Regions from separate parts of the Mus musculus genome. Here region 2 is linked to region 1. A link is a loop called in an ENCODE intact Hi-C map of the cell type or tissue named here. Cell type or tissue: left cerebral cortex. All regions are shown on one strand. Links, peaks and the distances in the headings refer to the core of each region. The heading gives the core; the rest is flanking DNA.

Evidence for each region. A loop is a pair of places that touch in the nucleus more often than their neighbours do. Peaks named below come from ENCODE experiments on the same cell type or tissue, not always from the same donor. Only the 100,000 strongest peaks of a DNase experiment are listed, where the experiment ranks them.
Region 2: a loop joins it to region 1, with 1.8 times the contacts of the local background. A loop is called at or near these places in 4 of 42 quality-filtered maps.

What each region holds. Positions count from the first base shown.
Region 1 is chr11:85,449,692-85,459,365 of GRCm38, forward strand. Bcas3 (breast carcinoma amplified sequence 3) reads left to right here. Exons shown (of 24, transcript NM_001166643.1): 8 at 1,970-2,077; 9 at 8,177-8,253. Among named protein-coding and RNA genes, the nearest start is that of Bcas3, 100 kb to the left of the region's middle. In left cerebral cortex, for the core only: no CTCF peak of the experiment used is centred there; no DNase peak of the experiment used is centred there.
Region 2 is chr11:85,397,094-85,406,767 of GRCm38, forward strand. The region is part of intron 6 of Bcas3 (breast carcinoma amplified sequence 3); the gene reads left to right. Among named protein-coding and RNA genes, the nearest start is that of Bcas3, 49 kb to the left of the region's middle. In left cerebral cortex, for the core only: no CTCF peak of the experiment used is centred there; a DNase peak (open chromatin) is centred at 4,879.

The DNA of each region.
Region 1 (9,674 bases), core at 412-8,411:
CATAATCAACCTTTCTCACTTAAATGTCTGGAAATTCCATTCCTTTGGCTATCATAATATATGAAAATCAGGCCTTTCCCTATGAAATATTAACAACCCCTGTCATGGATATGAGTCGTGTACAACTGCTAACCAATTGTTGCTTTGTAACTTACTATAAAACACCTCATTTATATAAGGAAAATTCAATTGAGCCAAATTACATCCATCACTGTATTTATCATAAAAATTACAAACTATATTTATTGTTCATTTTGATACATGTGTGTTAAAAGACAGTCTCTCTGTACTGATTCAGAGGATTTTATACACTCATTTTCTAATTTAGTTGTATCCAATCTGTTGAGCCTATAGACTCAACCTTTCACTCGAAATAACTAGTTACATCCTTGGGTTTCTTTAAAAATCAGCATCATTTTGATGCGAGGTCTGGTCCAGTGGCCCGATCACTGAGCTTTCTAGAACCTGGACTACTTTATTATATATATATATAACTTTATTATGGTATTGGCTTCTTTGGCACACATGTTGGGGGGGGGGGGTGGCAGGACAAAGCAGAGCTTGTCTTGCAGTGTAGCAAGTTGTGAGATATATAGACCCAGAGTTTAATGGGAACTTTCTCGTCAGCTGTCTGTGAATCAATCACTGAACAAGAGAACGTGTCGGGAAGATTTTGGCTGCCTCATGAATTAATAAGAAATCTTACTTTAAAAGATAACTTCTTTTTACTAATGGTTAAGTGGTTCCCCAGTATGTACATTGTTTATAGTGTTGTCTTGTTAGTTCAGTTAGTATTGAAGTGAGGCTTTGTGGCAGTTCTCCTCCTGTCTGGGGATTTTGGAAAAGAATTCTTTGCATGGGACCAGTGAAGCAGTTGGCTTCCACTGCCATGAGCACTTCACTGGAAAGGACACACTGCTTCATTGGTTGCTAACTTGTTCTCTTAGCAGTAAAGGGTCAGATTAATTTTGGGTGTAGTATTTTACTTTTGTTAATTTTAGAAACTAAATTTCAAGATTTCAGAAAATTTCTCCCTCTTGAGTTGCTGTGTACATGCAAGGTAATACCTTACTGTCATGGAGGACAGCAGTTCCCCAACACCAAGGGTTGCTCAGCCCACTTAGTGCTCTGTGCCACACTGCTCCCTGCTGTCACTCAACTGCTGTCTATTTTTATACAGAGAGGAAGCCAGTTTCTAATGAATCTTACTGTTTTTGTGCTTTAAAATGATATTTGTTTTACAATTTTAATTCTGTGTGTGTGTGTTTAAACAGTATCTTGGGTCTCTTGGGGTACATGGTGTAGGTATAGGTGAGAGACAACTAGGGCTGGAGCTCGGGTGGCAAGTATGTATCAGCCACAGCAGTTTTCTTTAACGTTCAGGGACATAATCTGTGTCCTTCTCTTCACACCTTTGAGCTTTATATACACACAAAACCAAGTTTATGGTAAATACAGGCAGCTTTCTTCCCTGTAAACTGGGTTTTCAGTTATGCACAGAACTGACTTCCTGTGCTGAGCTCAACTGAGAAAATGAGCCTTTTCTCTACCACTTAATTTTTGCATCATACTCTGCAGTACTTTTACATCCATATACATTATCTACCAATTTTATTTGTTCATTTTGAAATCATTTTAATCCTTTAATCAAATCTAGGAAGCATTTCTTACCATGAGCATGTTACTAATCTGTTTACAAAATTGAGATGTTCTCCTTCACAGCATTAGTTCTACAGCCATTCCTGGTGTGGAGCTCTTAGTTCTGCCTGCCTCTGCCTCTGCAGTGTTGGAAATAAAGGCCTGGGTCACCCTCCTGGACCTGATGCTACATTTTAAAAAATGAGTTGCCTGGCTGTATTATTTTTATTCTGTGTGATAACCACTAAATATATTTCTTGGTATCATGTGCTGAGAAAATGTTTATTGTGCTGTCTTTTCTCCTTAACTTAAAGTAATGTTTGTTTTTTAGCACGACACCACCGTACTGCTGTGTGGATCTGTATTCACTCCGGACTGGGGAAATGGTCAAGTCCATTCAGTTTAAAACACCCATTTATGATCTTCACTGTAACAAGCGGTAAGTGTTTTTCATAAGCTTATGTTCAAATTATAATGTGTCTCTTTGACATGTAGAAGGCAGGTGATTTCTAGTCATTGAATTTGAAAATAAGTTCAAATTTCTTTCCAATGAAACAGTTAAGATTTCACATTGAGTACTTTCCAGCCTCCTGATCTAGCCACGAGTTGTTATTCGATGTAGAGAGATATGAGTGGAATTTATATAAATGGAGGATCACAGGCGGTGTTCTTGAGAGTACAGGAAATCAAGTATTGGAATGGGGCGTTTCTCTTCCTTTTCAGTGGTGAGGTCAAACCTGGATGTTACATATGCAAATACTCATGCATAAAACTTCAACCTGAGCCCTTAAGCATTAGTTTGAGGACTGGGCTGCCCTCTGCCCCCTCTAACTTTATATTATTTTGTTACAAAGTCTTGCCAGGTTACCCAGGCTCTCCTTGGTCTTGTTGTCCTCTGGGCTTAGTGTCTTCAGTGTTGGGTTTTAGGCATGCATGACTGCATTTTGCCTAATGATTTAGTATGCTTTTTTATTCCTTAACATTTCACAATAGTGGTTGTGATCAGTTTTCTTTCTTTAAAATTATGAGAAAATATTCAAATGTAGATTAAGCTGTGTGAATTCTAGTGTTAATAACATTTTTACACAAGCTGTTAGAGAAGAAAGAATCTTAGGAATTCAGTCTGTGTGGCACTTTGCTTCATAGGAGGGAAGAGAAAAACCTTGACCAGAGTCAGAGATACCAAGTGCAAATCTTCTGCCACTAAGAGCAGACACTTAAGATGGGAGAGTGGCTCTGTGAAAAACAGCTCCAGGAATTCAACCCCAAGAACCCAGGGAGGAACCACAGGCACCGGTTGCCCTAACAATCCTAAGGCAAGGTGGGAGGCAGGGCCAGCGGAATCCTGGGATGCTCATGGGCCCGCTAGTCTGGGTACAAGATGCCTCTAAGGAGGTGGAGCATGAGGAAGGATATCTGACATTGTCTTTTGAGCTCCGCACACATCCACACCGTTCTGACAGTATGTCCATGCCAACCCACATTCTCAAAAATGAGTGTAAATAAGTAAATCTTACAAAAAAGCCCCAAACATGGGGCATAAGAAATTTGTCTTTTGTGTGTGGGAAGCCCTGAAATCAATTCTGTGTCTGTGAGTACACTCAAACTCAAGTTGCGAGTTGTAGATGCCGAGGAAGGACTTAGTGAACTAGAAACAGTACACTGTGTTCACCCTGTCTCAGAGCTGTGTGGGGAACGGTTTGCGGCCAGGAACTTTCCAAGCTTTCCCAAATGGATTTATTAGAATGCAACATCAGAATATACATTCTTTCTTTATATATTATAAATTCATGAACATTTACACAGAGCAGCAAAACTCTGACTCTTTTTTTGTTTAAATTGTTTGCTGAACTTAAGTTAGAGAGGAAATCAACAATATATAGTTGCTGTTTAAATATTAATACCATAGTGTATGTGTAGCCAAAAGCTTCACAGTAAAGCTCCTGATTCCCCCCAAATCTTCATAGTCACCTGGGTCTGGACCTGCCTTTCTTCAGAAAGCACACAGATCCTTAACAGCTGCACACAAAATCACCACAGCTGTATTACACAATGATTCAGGAGTGAATGCTGTAACTACACAGGACAATTCTGAGATCCGCAACAAGGGTTCAGGAGACCTTTTAGGACAATGTCAGAGATCCTTCCTCATGCTCCACCTCCTCAGAGGCAAGTATATAGCTGACAGGTACCTGAGAGAATCCTCAGAGACTGGGGATTCGTGCAGGACCAGATGGGTGTGTGTATGCAAACTCTTTTTTTTTTTTTTTTTTTTTTTGTGCAGTGCAGCATTTTCTGGGCAAAAGTGTGCAGAGGGGAGGTGAGCACAGTCCTGTGGTTCAGGGTAGCAGCACTAACACAGAGGCCCCTCCTGCCTTCATCAGGGGCTCTGGACCTTTTGAGGGCTGACTAGGTATCTCAGTGCGTACTTCCGGGACTGTTCACGAAGAGGTTCATTCAGGGAGTTCTCAGAATGACCTGCTGTTGTCATCTCCACTTGATTTGATGATGAGACTTTAGTCAGGTACTATAAAGTCATGGGAGAGGAAGTGCAGACACTGTTTCTGTGAAGTCATTTCAGTAATTACATAATTTAAGTAAAGCAACTATTGTGACTTAAAATATTCCTGATGCTGTTACACGTTTTCCTTTCTGCTGTCAGAATTGAGTTCCTCCACCCCGAGTGTCAGGCTGCTCACACAAGCAGGTGACTAGAACAGTGTGAGAGTGCCAGTAGCTGTTCACAGAGCAGGCCCTCCTGTTTGCCACCTGATTGGCCGACACAAGTTCACAGCTTTAGATGGACTGAGATAAGAGATGCAGCCCGCAGCACTGGGGAGCAGGGGAGGAAGCCCTCTCTCCACTACCCACAGTGTGAAGAGGAGCAGAGACCAGGCATGTCAGTCCTGCTAGTGGATTGACGCACACTGAAAGCACAGATAGCAATGTGCTCAAGGCCTAGCCCCCTTGATGCTGAAAGGTGTTGAGAGTGGCATGCACCAAGCACATCTGGTCTTTCAAGGCAGGGTTCCTCAATGTAACGAGCCCTGGCTGTCCTTTTGCCACCACGCCTGGCCCACCAAGCACTTCTGACTGGGTGTACCAAGTTAACTCAGTGCAGGGAGAATTAATATTGGTCTGTAGAGATTATGCAGTTTGCTGGACATGCTGACACAGCCATGTAATTCCAGAACATGAGTGATAAGGCAGGAGGACATCCTCTTCTAAGTCGCCAGCCTGAGGCTAGTCTGTGATACATGTCACCGTCTCATAAATCCAAGCGGGAAGAAGGAAAAGAGGCACTAAAAATAAGAAAAAGTTACTGGAGCCCATGAGCATAGGAAAGAAGAGTAGAAAGTTTAACAGGAAGCCAGATGGATCTATACATTTCCTGAAGAGCATAAATTTATGTATACAGAGCCCAAGAGACAAAACTATTTTCAGGTAAAACCCAAGGCCAATGAGGACAACTCGGCGACAATATGTCCCGAGAGAGTGCATTCTGTGCAGTGGGCAGCGGAGTGCTGTGCGCTGGAGCCGTGGGTCTCTGCTTCCCACCCTTGCAGTCTAATTCCACTTCTTATGTAACATGTGCTTTTATGTGGTTTCAGTTGTGCATGATTGCAGGCTACCATGTGTGGCTGCTCACTCTGGTGAATGCCCTTTTATTCCTTGTATCCGAACTGGAGCATGTATGACAGATTTCCTTGGCTTCCATAAAACTCCCATCATCATGGTCTTTACCCTCATTAGTAATTTTCAGTGCTTGGGATTGAACCCATGGCCTCACAGGTGCTATATAGCCTGTTACCATTAGGGTCCTGACCATACCTTTCCGCTTCAATGTGTAGATTAGGCTCATCTTGAATACCCTGTTCTTCTATGTTTGCCTCTGAGTACCTGGGATTATAAGTCTGCCCCACAGGCCTAGCTGTCATCCATATCTTTCCATCCTTATTAGATATGTCCTTCCAGGTACCACCTCAAGGTCTGAAAGTAGGAACTGTCATTTGTCCTTGGTTGACCTCTGTTCCTGTTCTAGTTAACCGTAGTTCCTATGATTTGATGTATCAGGGTCAGTCTTCACATTGGACTCACTGAACCCATCTTCTAAAACCATTGGCCAAAGGTTTGTTCCACCCACCTCTTCTTTCCTATTGCGTATAGAGCTTGATCAGTTCTCACTACACCTGCTTCCATCCTGATCTAACCCACTGTCTGTATGCTGTTTCAATGTCTGTATTCCACCAGGCACACCCACTTTTATTATACTACCAAAATTTATCCCTCAAGTTTAAGGTGGACATGAGTTCTCTCTGCTCTGAATTCTCCTGTGCACTCCTTCCTGTAGCTGACAGTAATGTGTCACACCTTTTTGCTCCCTGCTCACCTGACTTTATCTACTGAGAGTTTCTTCCTTGCCATCTGGTGTCCTGTTTCTTGTAAATGTAAAACTTTTCTACCTCAGAATTGTATACACACCGGGGTTTTAGTTAGGCGCTTTTCATGATTTCTGATGGATGACAGGGTGGAGTGTGGTGCGGAGAAGGCAAGCAGAACAATTTATTGCCAGATCCAGATCTAGGACCAGAGCCCCGGCTAGTTAGTATTAAAAATTCTTTTTGGTACTTTAAAAATTGTTTAGCATTTTATTCATGGACATTACATTTTGCTGGTATAGTTTTCGGTTATCTTTGTCTTTATTGACCCCTGGGCACTAGGCTGTTTGTAGCGATTGTGTTTGATCTGTGTGGTGACTGGAGTGTCGGGCGATAGGTGAGGACGGAGCTCTTTCTCCTTTCTTTTATCAGTCCTGCCAGGTTTATAAGTGGAATTGGTGGAATGCATGACCCCTTCCTCCTCTTCCTCCTCCTCCTCCTTTTTTTTTTTTTTTTTTAAATTCCGGTGCCCATTTGCTTACTTTGAGTTTCTGTTATTGGTCCCATCTATATATGTTTGGTTATGTTTTGTGATTATGCCACTCTTTTATGCACTGACTGTGACTAGTGGCAAGTACTGCAGTGACTTGCATGCAACCTTAACTTGGTTGGTTACTATTTATATTCTTATTCTTCCACTTTACAGATTTAAGGTACTTTTAAAAATAGGATACTTGAAATTATCTGTGTTTTTATATATTGATTTACGTATAATTTAGCTTGATTATTTTGTAGTTTCATGGTCTCTTGATTTCATAATTTTTCAGATACGATCTTACTATATATATAGTTTGAGGAGCTCTTGAACTTTTGATCCTCCTTCCTCAGCCTGCTGGCCTGCTTCACCACGCCTGGGGAAGGGAAGGTTCTGCTCACTGAATAGGGTCTGGCTTTGTTTGTTTGTTTGTTTTTAAATTTTTTTTGTGCACTCCATTATGTGACTTTTTAAAAAAAATGATGGATATTGTCTGTGAGGGAACAACAGGAACCTTGATACTGCCTCTGTAAGGTGCTGGGAGTGTGAGGAGTTGAGGAAGGATGTGGGAGGGCTTGGGACAGTCTTTACAGATAGGACACAAATGAAGTTTGTATTGTGTACTTTATGGGGACAATGTCTCTGTCTATTATATATGCACAAGTGTATAATATATAGAACATTCCACAGATTATGTAATTAGTAACAATAAAACAGCTAACAAACACCAGATGAGTTTTCAACAGACAGCTGAATAATAATAGCAATGGCATAATAGGAGTAATAGTATTTAGAATTCTTCTGCATCAGTAAGTGGAAGTTTTCTACTTTTACAAGACTTGTTTGGTGTGTTTTTACACAATAAATCATAATATTTTCCTGATCAGTTTTTAGCATTTGTCAATTAGATTTGCATGTTAAGTTAAAATAAGATTTATTTGGATTATCTAATATTAAGGATGATTTTTTAAAATAATCATTAAGTTTGTGTTTTTTGTATTTCTGCAAGAAATAGTAAACTCTTAATTCAATATTTGTGATGTATTTTAGCAATTTTACCTTACATCAAAGTATTAGTGGAATTATACATTCTTTATTTTACAAATTATTACCCTGATTATTTGTAAACTTTGTTCTCTGAAATTACTGTTTATGCCGATTGTTGCTAAATTCTAATATACTGACTCATTGAGAAATTCTGACTTATGCTCACTGCAAATGTCTCTGGTTTTGTTGGATGTGCTGAGAAATTCTACAATCTTTAGAGCGATAGATTACATAAAGCCATTTTATATTTAATGCTGCCTTTAAATATCATTGAACACTGCTTTTAGTAAGCACCCAACTGGTTAATGTTATTCATTCTCAATGCCGTCTGTTTAATTTGAGAATATGAAAATGAAAGTGTTTGTAGGCCACTTTTCAGCTGTAGAATAACTGTCACTTTCTTTGTTTATATGAAAATTTTCATTGTTTTTACTTTGAGATTTTTAGAGTTTGCTTTTTTTATTCTATGTATTAAAATGTTCTGTTTTAAACGTATAATTTAATTATTTATGATTCAGTTCATAGAATCTCACGTTTACTCACGTCCCTTTTCCGGTTTTTTCCTCTTTACTTTTAGGATCCTCGTCGTAGTCTTGCAGGAGAAAATTGCTGCCTTTGATAGCTGTACTTTCACAAAAAAATTTTTTGTCACAAGTATGTACCAAATCCTTTTACTTTGTGTCTTGTGCGTTTGTGTCTCTGTTGCTGACTTGATGCTGTCAGCCATGGGTTTCGACACTGCCTCCTCCTGTGATTCCTGTGGGCACCATTACTTATAAGGCAGAGTGCTTTCCTGGTCTTTCTGTACACGGTGTAAGGTTTTCTCCTGCACTTGAACTGAGTGGTTCTCACTGGTTGCTGTAGCTGTTTTTATGAAGCTGCTGTCACATCACTAAATGTTATGCATACTTAAAAAAGTGACCGGTGGTGCTGTGGGAAGGGTTTTCCATTTGCACTTTTCACTCTCCCCTGTCTTGCTCCGTGACTTTCACTGCTGTCAGGAGCTCAGAAATTAGCATAGCATCTAGTTTCAAGCTGTTTTCAAACATGAATTCAGTGCTAGGTTTTAAAGAGAAGGAGAGGATTGAAATGGGAGGGTGGGAAGTAAGGGATAGATAGATAATATTGAGAGCTGCAATATGCAGGCTTGCCATACTCATTTGTACAGGACAGAGACAATCCGGACATGCCAACCAGGGTCAGCTAGCTGTCCTGTACCCTAGTGAGTCTGTGACAGAGCAGTTTTTTAATTTTGTTTTTCCTGCAGCCAACTAAGTTAACAGTTTTCCCCAGTGAGTCCGATATGTATATCTTACAGAAATAGTTTAGTGGGTCTCCATTTTGCAGTGAACTTGAAATACATTACAGACTTACACAGATGTTTGCCGAGTAGCTACCCTATATCAGGCTTCAGGTAGTAGTGTATATCGATATTGTTCCTTTACTTAATGGACAATTTCTTTGTTATAACTGCACTATATATTATAGATAATTACATGCATCTGGTACTATATTCAGTAAGATGTGACAATTCAGTACAGTGCATGTGTCACATTTTGTAGACCATAAAGAATTGTAAAACTGTCCTATCCCCTCATTCCCTTAATTGTTTTCTCTGACTTTGTGATTATTACTATTTTCAGTGCTAGGAGTCTCTGTGGAGTCCCTTCTAACTTGACCCCAGCGTATATTCCTTGGTTGTTACTTCTCCATCAATTCAGGGTCTTACAACATTAAAGGGTGACGGAGACTAACAGGATTGGCTTTCTTTCTTTCTTTCTTTCTTTCTTTCTTTCTTTCTTTCTTTCTTTCTTTCTTTCTTCCTTCCTTCCTTCCTTCCTTCCTTCCTTCCTTCCTTCCTTCCTTTCTTTTTTTTTTTTTCCAGACAGGGTTTCTCTGTATAGTCCTGGCTGTCCTGGAACTCACCAGGACAGCCAGGTGAGTTCCAGGTTGGTCTCAAACTCAGAAATTTGCCTGCCTCTGCCTCCCAAGTGCTGGGATTAAAGGCGTGTGCCACCACTGCCGGGCCTTTTTAAATTTTTTTTTATCCTTATCCATATGACAGAGTCAGGCTT
Region 2 (9,674 bases), core at 497-8,496, 53 kb before region 1:
TGTAGCTTTCTGCAAACACAAGTTAGGGAGAGCTCGTACCCATTGTGTGAAATGTCTTTATTCTCTCTGAATGCTTGGCTGCCCAGCAACTGCTTGGTTATCATCACATTATTTCCGAGTTTTGTAGGCATTAGTTTTGAGTTATGTGGAAGAGTCTGAAGACATTTTGACATCTTTTTCTTTTTATGTATCCTGTTACTCTGTCAGGAATGTGGCTTTGTTCCCTGTGTTCATATACTTTGTAGTGTTAGGGGCACCTTCAGTGTACTGATGTGGAGTCTATAGTTGTGGGAACTGCCTTCAATTGGGGTGCATGTTTTTGTCACCTAAGTTTTATTTAAATCCTATATATGCAGTAGGGACTAAACTCAGGGTCTCAGTCATGTTAGGCAAGTACTGCGTTGCTGAGCTGTGTGCCCAGTTGTCCTGTCACCTTTGCATTCTGAGGCAGAGGCTCACCAAATTGCCCGTGCTAGGCTTGTAGTCCTGGTGAGGTTTGTTTGCTCTCTCTTTCTGTAGTTTATATTCTTAATTTTATTTTCTAATCTTCCAGGACTAAAGACTGACACTCAGGGCCTTGTGCTTTTTAGGCAAGCACTCTCCCATTGACTCAAATCCTTGACACGCCGAGCAATCCCTTTCTGCTGTCATGGACTTTTAAAATCCAGTCAGCTAGTCTGCATCTTTTTGGTTTTTGTTACAATTTCTTTTTTTCCTTTCCTTTCCTTTCCTTTCCTTTCCTTTCCTTTCCTTCCCTTCCCTTCCCTTCCCTTCCCTTCCCTTCCCTTCCCTTCCCTTCCCTTCCCTTTCCTTCCCCTTCCCTTTCCCCTTCCCCTTCCCCTTCCCCTTCCCCTTCCCTTTCCCCTTCCCCTTCCTTTCTAAAGATTTATTTATTTAATGTTTATGGGTACACTGTAGCTGTACTGATGGTTGTGAGCCATCATGTGGTTGCTAGGACCAAAGGTTGCTTGCTCCAGTTAGCCCCACTCGCTCTGACCGGCCTAAAGATTTATTTATTATTATATCTAAATACACTATAGCTGTCTTCAGACACACCAGAAGAGGACGTCAGATCTCAACCATGTGGTTGCTGGGATTTCTGTCTTTTGGGATTAAATTCAGGATGCTGATCAGAGTCTCATCTCTGCAGCCCAGGCTGCCTCTTGTTGCTTCAGCCTTACAGGTATAGTCACTAGACCTGGTGCTGTTCCTCCTTTAGAACAGTCCCGCTGACCCTCCTGACCCTGCACTCTGTGAAGTGTGTGTTCTCACCGTGCTGCTGCTCGTCAGTGTACACTTGTAGACTTGTCATTGTTTTAAAACAATGTATCGTGTGTGTATGTGAACATGCATATGATGTATGTACCATAGCATAGATGGAGAGGTCGGAGTTGGTTTTCTCTTTTTACAGGGTCCAGGTCCTTGAGTTGTTTTGTGTGGTAAATGCTTTGTCCATTGAGTCATCTTGCCAGCCTGATACATTCTGTGGTTCATTAGAGTGCTTGTTATGAAGTCCTAATGAATATTTGTTGAATATTATTATATGGTGTGCTCTTGGAAGTTGAGGCCTAATTTTTTTTGGTAAATCTGCCCTCTGGTTAAAAACAAAAACAAAAAAGAACCTGAACAAGTTGAATGTGGTTTTATCCTGTAGGAGATCAGCACTGGTGCTGTAAGGGTGTAACAGCTAATGGTCAGCCCTGTGGTGCTGTGGGGGTGTGATGTGTATGGCCAGCACTATGTGCTGTAATGGTGCAGTAGGTGGGTATCTCTCTGTGCTGCTACAGTATGGGTCTCTGCTTATTTGGACATTATCAGGGTTTCAGTATATTCTTTGAATGACTTATTGTTTATGTGTATGTGTGCTATGTCTATGTGTAAACATATGCATATCCATGTGTGTGTAAGTATTTACAAATGCCAGAAGATGTTGTCAGATTTCCTGGAGCTGTGGGCGGTCTGACTGATGTGGGTGCTTCGAGCTGCCCTTTGAAGGAGCTGCAAGCACTCTCAGCCATTGAGCATTTCTCCTGTCTCCTGTGCTTCAGTGCAGTCTCGTCTCGTCTCGTCTCGTCTCGTCTCGTCTCGTCTCGTCTCGTCTCGTCTCGTCTCGTCTCTTCTCTTCTCTTCTCTTCTCTTCTCTTCTCTTCTCTTCTCTTCTCTTCTCTTCTCTTTTCTCTTCTCTTCTCCTGTCCCCTCCCCTCCCCTCCCCTCTCCTCCCCTCCCCTCCCCTCCTCTCTCTCTCTCTCTTTCCTCTCTCTCTTTCCTCTCTCTCTCTCTCTCTCTCTCTCTCTCTCTCTCTTTCTTTCTTTCTTTCTTTCTTTCTTTCTTTCTTTCTTTCTTTCTTTCTTGTTTCAAGACAAGGTTTCTCTGTGCAGCTCTGGCTGTCCTAAAACATACTCTGTAGATCAAGTTGGCCTTGAACTCAGAGATCCATCTGTCTCTGCCTCTGGAGTACGTCACTACCAATACTTTTTTTTTTTTGTTTTGTTTTTTTTCGAGACAGGGTTTCTCTGTATAGCTCTGACTGTCCTGGAACTCACTTTGTAGACCAGGCTGGCCTCAAACTCAGAAATCCTCCTGCCTCTGCCTCCCGAGTTCTGGGATTAAAAGTGTGCGCCAAGGGGGCTGTCACATTTTTTTAAACTAATAGTTTTTAATAATTTGCTTTTCTGTGCATTGTTGTTTGCCTGGATGAATGTCTGTGTGAAAGGCTTGAATCCCCTGGAGCTGTAGTTATAGATAGTTTTGAGCTGACTTGTAAGTGCTGGGAATCAAACCAGGCTGCTCTTGACAAAGCAGTCAGTGCTCTTCACTGAGCCACTATCCAACCCCTCAGTACATTCTTAGTGAATCCAAATCATTAATTTTTTTCCAATTAAAGGTCTTATAAAACAAAACTATAGTGTAGTTCTGTTGGTGGTGAGTTTGTCCAACATGTGTGGGCCCCTAGGTCCTGCAAAACCAGATATGGTTTACATATCTGTAATCCCAGCATTCAGGGAGTGTAGGGAGTTCAGAGTGATCTTCAGTTCTATAGAGAGTTGTATGCCAGCCCGGGTGCATGAGGTCATCTGTTAAAGAAATGTAAAAAGCTATAACCAATCAATTTTTATATCAATAAAAATTTGAAGTAGGTGGGAAGTAAGGGGGAAATAGAAACTGCTAAAACATCATCTATTTGAAAATGTTTTAATGACGCTGAGGGTGGTGGTGCTCACCTTTAATCGCAGTACTTGGAGGGCAGAGGCAGGCAGATTGGAGGTCAGCTTGGTGTACAGAGTGGGTTCCAGGACAGCCAGGGCTACAGAAAGAAATCTAAAAATCAAACAAACAAGAAATACTTTAATGATTTAAGATCTTACATGCTAATTTGAAATGATTAAAAAGACTCTTAAGGTTCACATAAAGGTAATAATAATAACAAAGAAGAAACTTGATGCTGATATTCCTTGAATATTTGTCTTGAAACGTAAATTCGATTTTTGTATTAATCTAAGTAGTGAGTTTAGTTTTGGAAACTCACTTGTACAATTGAATGCATTGTGTATATTTTTATATAAGTGATGATTTTTATGTAGTTATTGTGCTTGAGTTTATGATAATTTCTTTAATCTGAGCTTGGTGACTAACATCTGTTATCCCAGCACTTTGGAGCCTGAGGCAGGTGAGTTGCTAGTTGTGTTGGCTGTAGAGGTTGAGCGCAGCGTGGGCTACATGTTGAGCCCCTGTCTGGAAATAAATTCAACTTTTAGTGGTGTTGATAACATTCCTCAGCACTGGGAGGTGAAGGCAGGAGAAACAGGAGGTAGAGGCACTCTCTCATTCTTTTTTAAAAAATTATTTATTTATTTATTTTGTATGTGAGTACACTGTAGCTGTTTCAGACACACCAGAAGAGGCCATCGAATCATTACAGATGGTTGTGAGCCACCATTTGCTTGCTGAGAATTGAACTCAGGACCTTTGGAAGAGCAGCCAGTGCTCTTAAACACTGAGCCACGCATGTCTCCAGCCCTGGAGGCATTATTTCTAATAGTGACTTTCCTTACTGTTTAATAAAATACCTGAAAAAACAAACTTCAAGGAAAGATTCCTTTTGGCTTGTGGTTGAAGGTTATAATTCCCAGAGTAGTGAAGGAGGAGCTTGAAGCAGAGTGCACATTGCATCTGCAGGAAGCAGAGCACCAAGCTATTCCTCAGCTATTCCTTTCCCTTCTGTGCTGTCTGGGGTCCCAGCAAACAGGATATTGCCAACTGCATTCAGAGTAGTCTTCCTGCCCCCATTAACCTGCTCTCTATGTTCCATGGCAGATATGCTTCAAGGCTAACCTAGGTAGCCCCTCACTGGCACACCCACAGGCCTGTTTGCTAGGTGATTATGATCTTTTCAGGTTGACAGTCGATAGAAACCATCATGGAGGCTCTGTAGTGGCTGTATGGTGAATATGAGACAGCCCTGGGCTACTTGAGACTCTATCTCAGAAAACAAAATCGGGGGCTAGAGAGATGGTTTAGTGTTTGACAGCATCTGCTGACCTTGCAGAGGACCTCGATTTAGTTCCTAGGATCCCTATTGGCTAGCTTACTGTTACTATTTTGAGGAAGGAAGGAAAGAAGGAAGGATGGAAAAGAAAGAGAGAAAGTGATGGTGCTGAAGCAATGGCTCAGGGGTTGAGGGCTGTACTGTTCTTGCGGAGGTTCCAGTATTTAGGATCACAAATGCCAGCTCTAGGGATCTCGTGTCTTCTTCTGGGTTCTACAAGAACTCTACACAAGTACATGTATACACACAAGTATACACACACACACACACACACACACACACACACACACACACACACGAAACAAAAAAGAAAAACCAAAAATTAAAACAGTGACTCAGTGAGTTATTTCTGGGGGAGGAGATGGCTGTTCCGAGCCTGAGCAGAACACGTGTAAAGTGGCTGCATTTTCTCCCTTATCATTCATGCATATGTAAAACTAATTTATGTACCTAACCCACAGACCTGCTTTATGTTCTTTATATATGTGGCTTGTGTGTGTACACACACACACATGCTGATTTTTATATTGTGAACCCTGTTCTCTTTCAAAACCTAGAATTTTTTCATTGTTTCTAAAAACTGTTATATTTCATCTTTTATACAGCTCATTGTTTTTAACTTTTTCCTTACTGTAGTTTTCTGATCTCACAAACTTCCATATACATACAGCTGTATTAGTTATAAGTTAAATCTGGTTTTTGTCATGTTCAAAGGAGAATCATTTGATTTGTTCAGCTGTATGAAGTCAGAATTTATGACTAAATTCTAAAGAAATGCTGGTGTGATATTTTTGATGTAACATTTTTATGGCTGTGGTTAAACAAATGTGGTTAAAGACATGAGTGCATGCAAACACATGCACACACGCGGGCGCACACACACACACGCACACGCACACGCACACGCACCTCCAGCAGTAGGCCAGCTGCCACGTGCTCACAGTTATCAGCACTATGCTACACAGAAGAGGAACAGGCTTATTGACATTTTAAATGGCTGAACTCTGAGATTTGGGCCTTCCCTCCTGTTTTCTGCTCTATTTACTTCTCTGTGTCCATGGGTGGTGTGTGTTTGTTTCTAGCACCTCCTCTTTAGCATGGAAGCCATACTGATTCGAGTAATTTAGGACCATCTGTTTTCCAAGCCTATGCTTTAGGTGGCTCTGTTCATCCGGGTCCTGTTCAGAGGAATGAGAATGTCTGCCAATTCTGTTTTTGGCGGGGTGTGGCATGTGCTTTGATGTATGGTACAACACATGTAAATGCTGTGTAAATACCCCCCACCCCCTGCCAAGGAGGGATCTAGAAGAGGATTCTAACTTAGTGACCTGTGTGAATGCTTTTCTGGTTGAAGGCTGCAATTGCACGTTACCTCCATGTCAGCATCCTCATTAGTTTGGTTTTAATGTCAGGATATATTTTTATCAAATCCAGGTGTTTCTAGGCTCTAAGAACTGCGTACTTACCTATTAGTGTGGTTTTATTTTGAGGCCAGATATAGCAGTTAGTATACTGCTCCTGGTGGACCTCTGAATTCAAGTCCAGCTTGGTCTACATAGCAAGTTACAGGCCAACTGGGCCTCTATGTAGAGAATTGTGTCTTTTTAGCTTATTCTGTATTTATATTTCACTGTGAAGATATAAAATACCTTCAGTGTCTCTGTCACACTTGGAGGGATGTGAACATAACAGACACGGGGACAGGCTGGCAAGATGACAGAGGGTAAGAACACTGACTGCCCTTCTGAAGGTCCTGAGTTCAAGTCCCAGCAACCACATGGTGGCTCCAGTAATGAGATCTGATGCCCTCTTTTGGTGTGTCTGAAGATAGCTACCGTGTACTTATGTATAATAATAAATAGATCTTTGGGCTGGAGTGAGCGGGGTTGACTGGAGCAAGCAGAGGTCCTGAGTTCAATTCCCAACAACCACGTGAAGGCTCACAACTAAAGTGTACTCATATACTTAAAATAAATAAATACATCTTTAAAAAAAAAAGGGGGACACGGGGTCAAATACACAGAGAACCCATTTTCTTCCATTACTGCATTTAATTGTCAAAAATACAGCAGTGAATTTTGTATGTTTTTAATAAGTCTTTAGAAGAAATATTTGATTGCTTTTTTGTGGCTTGAAATGAACTCACAACATTGGCTATCTCAGTCCAGGTTTAGGAAATCAGGTATAATGAGTGGCTGTGAAATTACTGTGGGTTTAATGATAGTGACCCAAATAAACAGATGACTGTCACGGGTTAAATGCTCTCACTGAGACTGGGTCTTCATGGACATCTCATTGTTCCTAAAAATCTGTATTTGTGACATATTCTTTGGCATGAAACCTGAAACTCGACATTTGCTAAGTAATACCTTGTATAAAATAAGTAAAATTTACCTTTATTGAAATAAAACTTATTTACCTCAAAATTAATGAATTTGAGGAGCACTGTTTGATGAGCAAACAAGTAGCTGTAGTTATGTCACTGCTACCACATTCAGCATGTAGGCCTGTCATGATTTCAGAGAGCCCCACTGTCAACCTGGAATGCCCTAGGACAGTTACAACACACAGCAGAATAAAACACATGTGGGAAGGATGTGGAAAAATTGGAACCTTCAATCATGGTCCTTGGGAATGTATCATTAGTGTAGTTATGTTGAAAACTAGTTTGATGTTCCTTAAAATGTTATATATAGAGTTACCACATGAACCCATCAATTCTGTTACTAGGTATACAACCAAGAAATGAAATATAATGTCCATATAAGATTGAAAATATATGTCCATTCAAGAATGTATACATGAATTTCATAGCAGCATTACACGAATATGGAAATTATCCAAGTATTTATCAGTTGGTAGACTGTGGTATATCCACACAGTCTGTTCTTTGGCCCATTACTTGGTCATTGAGTGGGTTTCTACTTGGTTTGTTTAGTAGTGCTTTGTCTGGCTTCAGGTTCTAGTAAAGCACTCTACCATAGAGTCTCATTTTGGGACTAACTAAAGTTCTGCTATGAGTTACCAGTGGCTGAGTCATCTCTCCTCCTTTCCTCTTCTTTTCCTTCCCCTCTCTTCTCCTCCACTTCTGCTGCCTTCTTTCCTTTCCCTGTTGTTCTTTGACCCCCCAGCCTCAGCTTTTCAAGTTAAAAGATTGCAGGCGTACATTATCATGCTTGTCTAAGTTTTGTGTCATGCTTTTGAGAGTCATCTGTGTCATACTGTTCAGAAACCTTAATTTTAATAGTTGTGGTGTGTGCTTGCACATTGCCACGCTGGCCTGGAGAAGGTCGTCGGGTGTTTTTCTCTGTCTTGCTTCAGCTTACTCCTTTAAAGATAGGGTTTGTCACTGAACCAGAAGCTGCATGTTCAGTTAGGCTGACTGGTTACTGAGTTCCCAGGAGTCATTGTCTTGGCTGTTCTCCCAACTCTGGTATTACCTGCAGACACAGCCATGACTTAGTAACCGCTCATCCTCCTCCTTGAAGTACAAGCAAGCACTCTTACTGACTGAGCCATCTCCCTAGCCCTGGGTTAGATTGTAACTCCCATTTCAGTTTTGGGTAGCTTCCTTCCCACTGTTTGGCTGTGTTGTACTTGCCATGGTATTTTGGTTATTTCCAGTTTAGTGGTTAGGTTAAACTGCCCTTAGTACTGTGTGATGTATGTATTGATTTCTCATGGGTCTTTATTTACAAGTGTGATTGCTGGGATGTGTAAGCATATGCTTGGTTTTATTAGACATTGATAAACTATATTGCAAATCTTGTTAATTTCCAGCAGTGTTTCTTTTCTCAATGCCGTTGAGTTCTTTCTGGCCTGTGATCTGGGTGAGTGCTATCTAAACCTTTGAGCTTTATGCCCAGTTCAGAGTTGAGCTGCTTCTGTACTCCAGTAAGTCTTGAATTTGTGATTTTCCTGTCCCAGCCTTGAGAGCATTTGGGGTACATGAAGACTGCCATTGTGGAGGCTCTTTTCTCACACATGGGGTATACTTGTACAGTAAACACATACACTTTAGTATACATAAATCTCTAAAAAAATCGAAGTACTTGACTAATATTTCTTCATTGTGTTTAGAAGTTCATCGTCTTGCCTTTCTCTGAATGTCACGTGGCAGGACTCAGTCAGTACACTTGCTTTCCTCTCGGCTTCTTTCATAGAGTGAAATGTAGTTAACTTTGCTTCATATTTGATAGCTCATTCCTTTCCTTTCAGTTCTGAATATTTTACCACAAGCAAGGGTGGTTTATCCATTCACCTACAGGAGGACATGCTGGTTTCATCCATGTTTAGCTCAGTATGTCTGTTAGAAGTAAATAAAACTACCATGGGTATTCAAACTTCTACATAAGTATCCAGGAAGCTGTGGTCCTCGTGTGGTAGAGCATGTTTAGTTTTGAAGGAACTGTCACACTGTCTTCCATCTTTTTAGTTGTATAGTAATGAACGAGAGTGTTGTTGCTGTGTGTCCTGCCCACCTGCTGCTGTCAGTGTTGTCCCCTGAAAGAGCTGTGTTGGGCACCTTACAGTTGTGATAGGCAGTTCCACAATGACATGAAGCCTTGCTATGAAGATCTTGCTATGCAGCCTTGGATGGCCTATAGTTCCCTCTCCCTATAGTTCTCTCTCCTGTTTCCTAAGTGCTGGGGTCAAAGTTGTGGACTTTCCAGGTCTTTTGCCCATTTTTAAATAGCGTATTTTTTTTGTTGTTGATTTAAAGTGTTGATTCTAGGGGCTTAGCCTTGTAGTAGAAGGTGTGGTTAGTCTGTGCAAGACTGTTACTTCCAAAACCCAGAAAAAACCCAAAACAAAGAAAACACCAAACCAGGCAACTAAACAATAATTCCCAGACTCCAGTTCCTTTGTGTTTTGACCACTGGTCCTATGTCTGCTGTGTTTTCTGCATGTGTTTTCTCATAGTCTGGTGTTTTTAATAGTGTACTTTACAGAGCATGTTAAATCACTTTTCCCCTTTACCTGAATGTGACTCTGGTCATGTTTTGTGCTCTGTCCACTTCATAGATGCTCTCGTTTCTCCTGCTAGGGCTTCCGGCTTCCTAGCCTTTGTTCTGGCACAGCTCCTGCTGGCAGAGTGCTCAGCTCTGTCAGCACATTCACCTGCTGT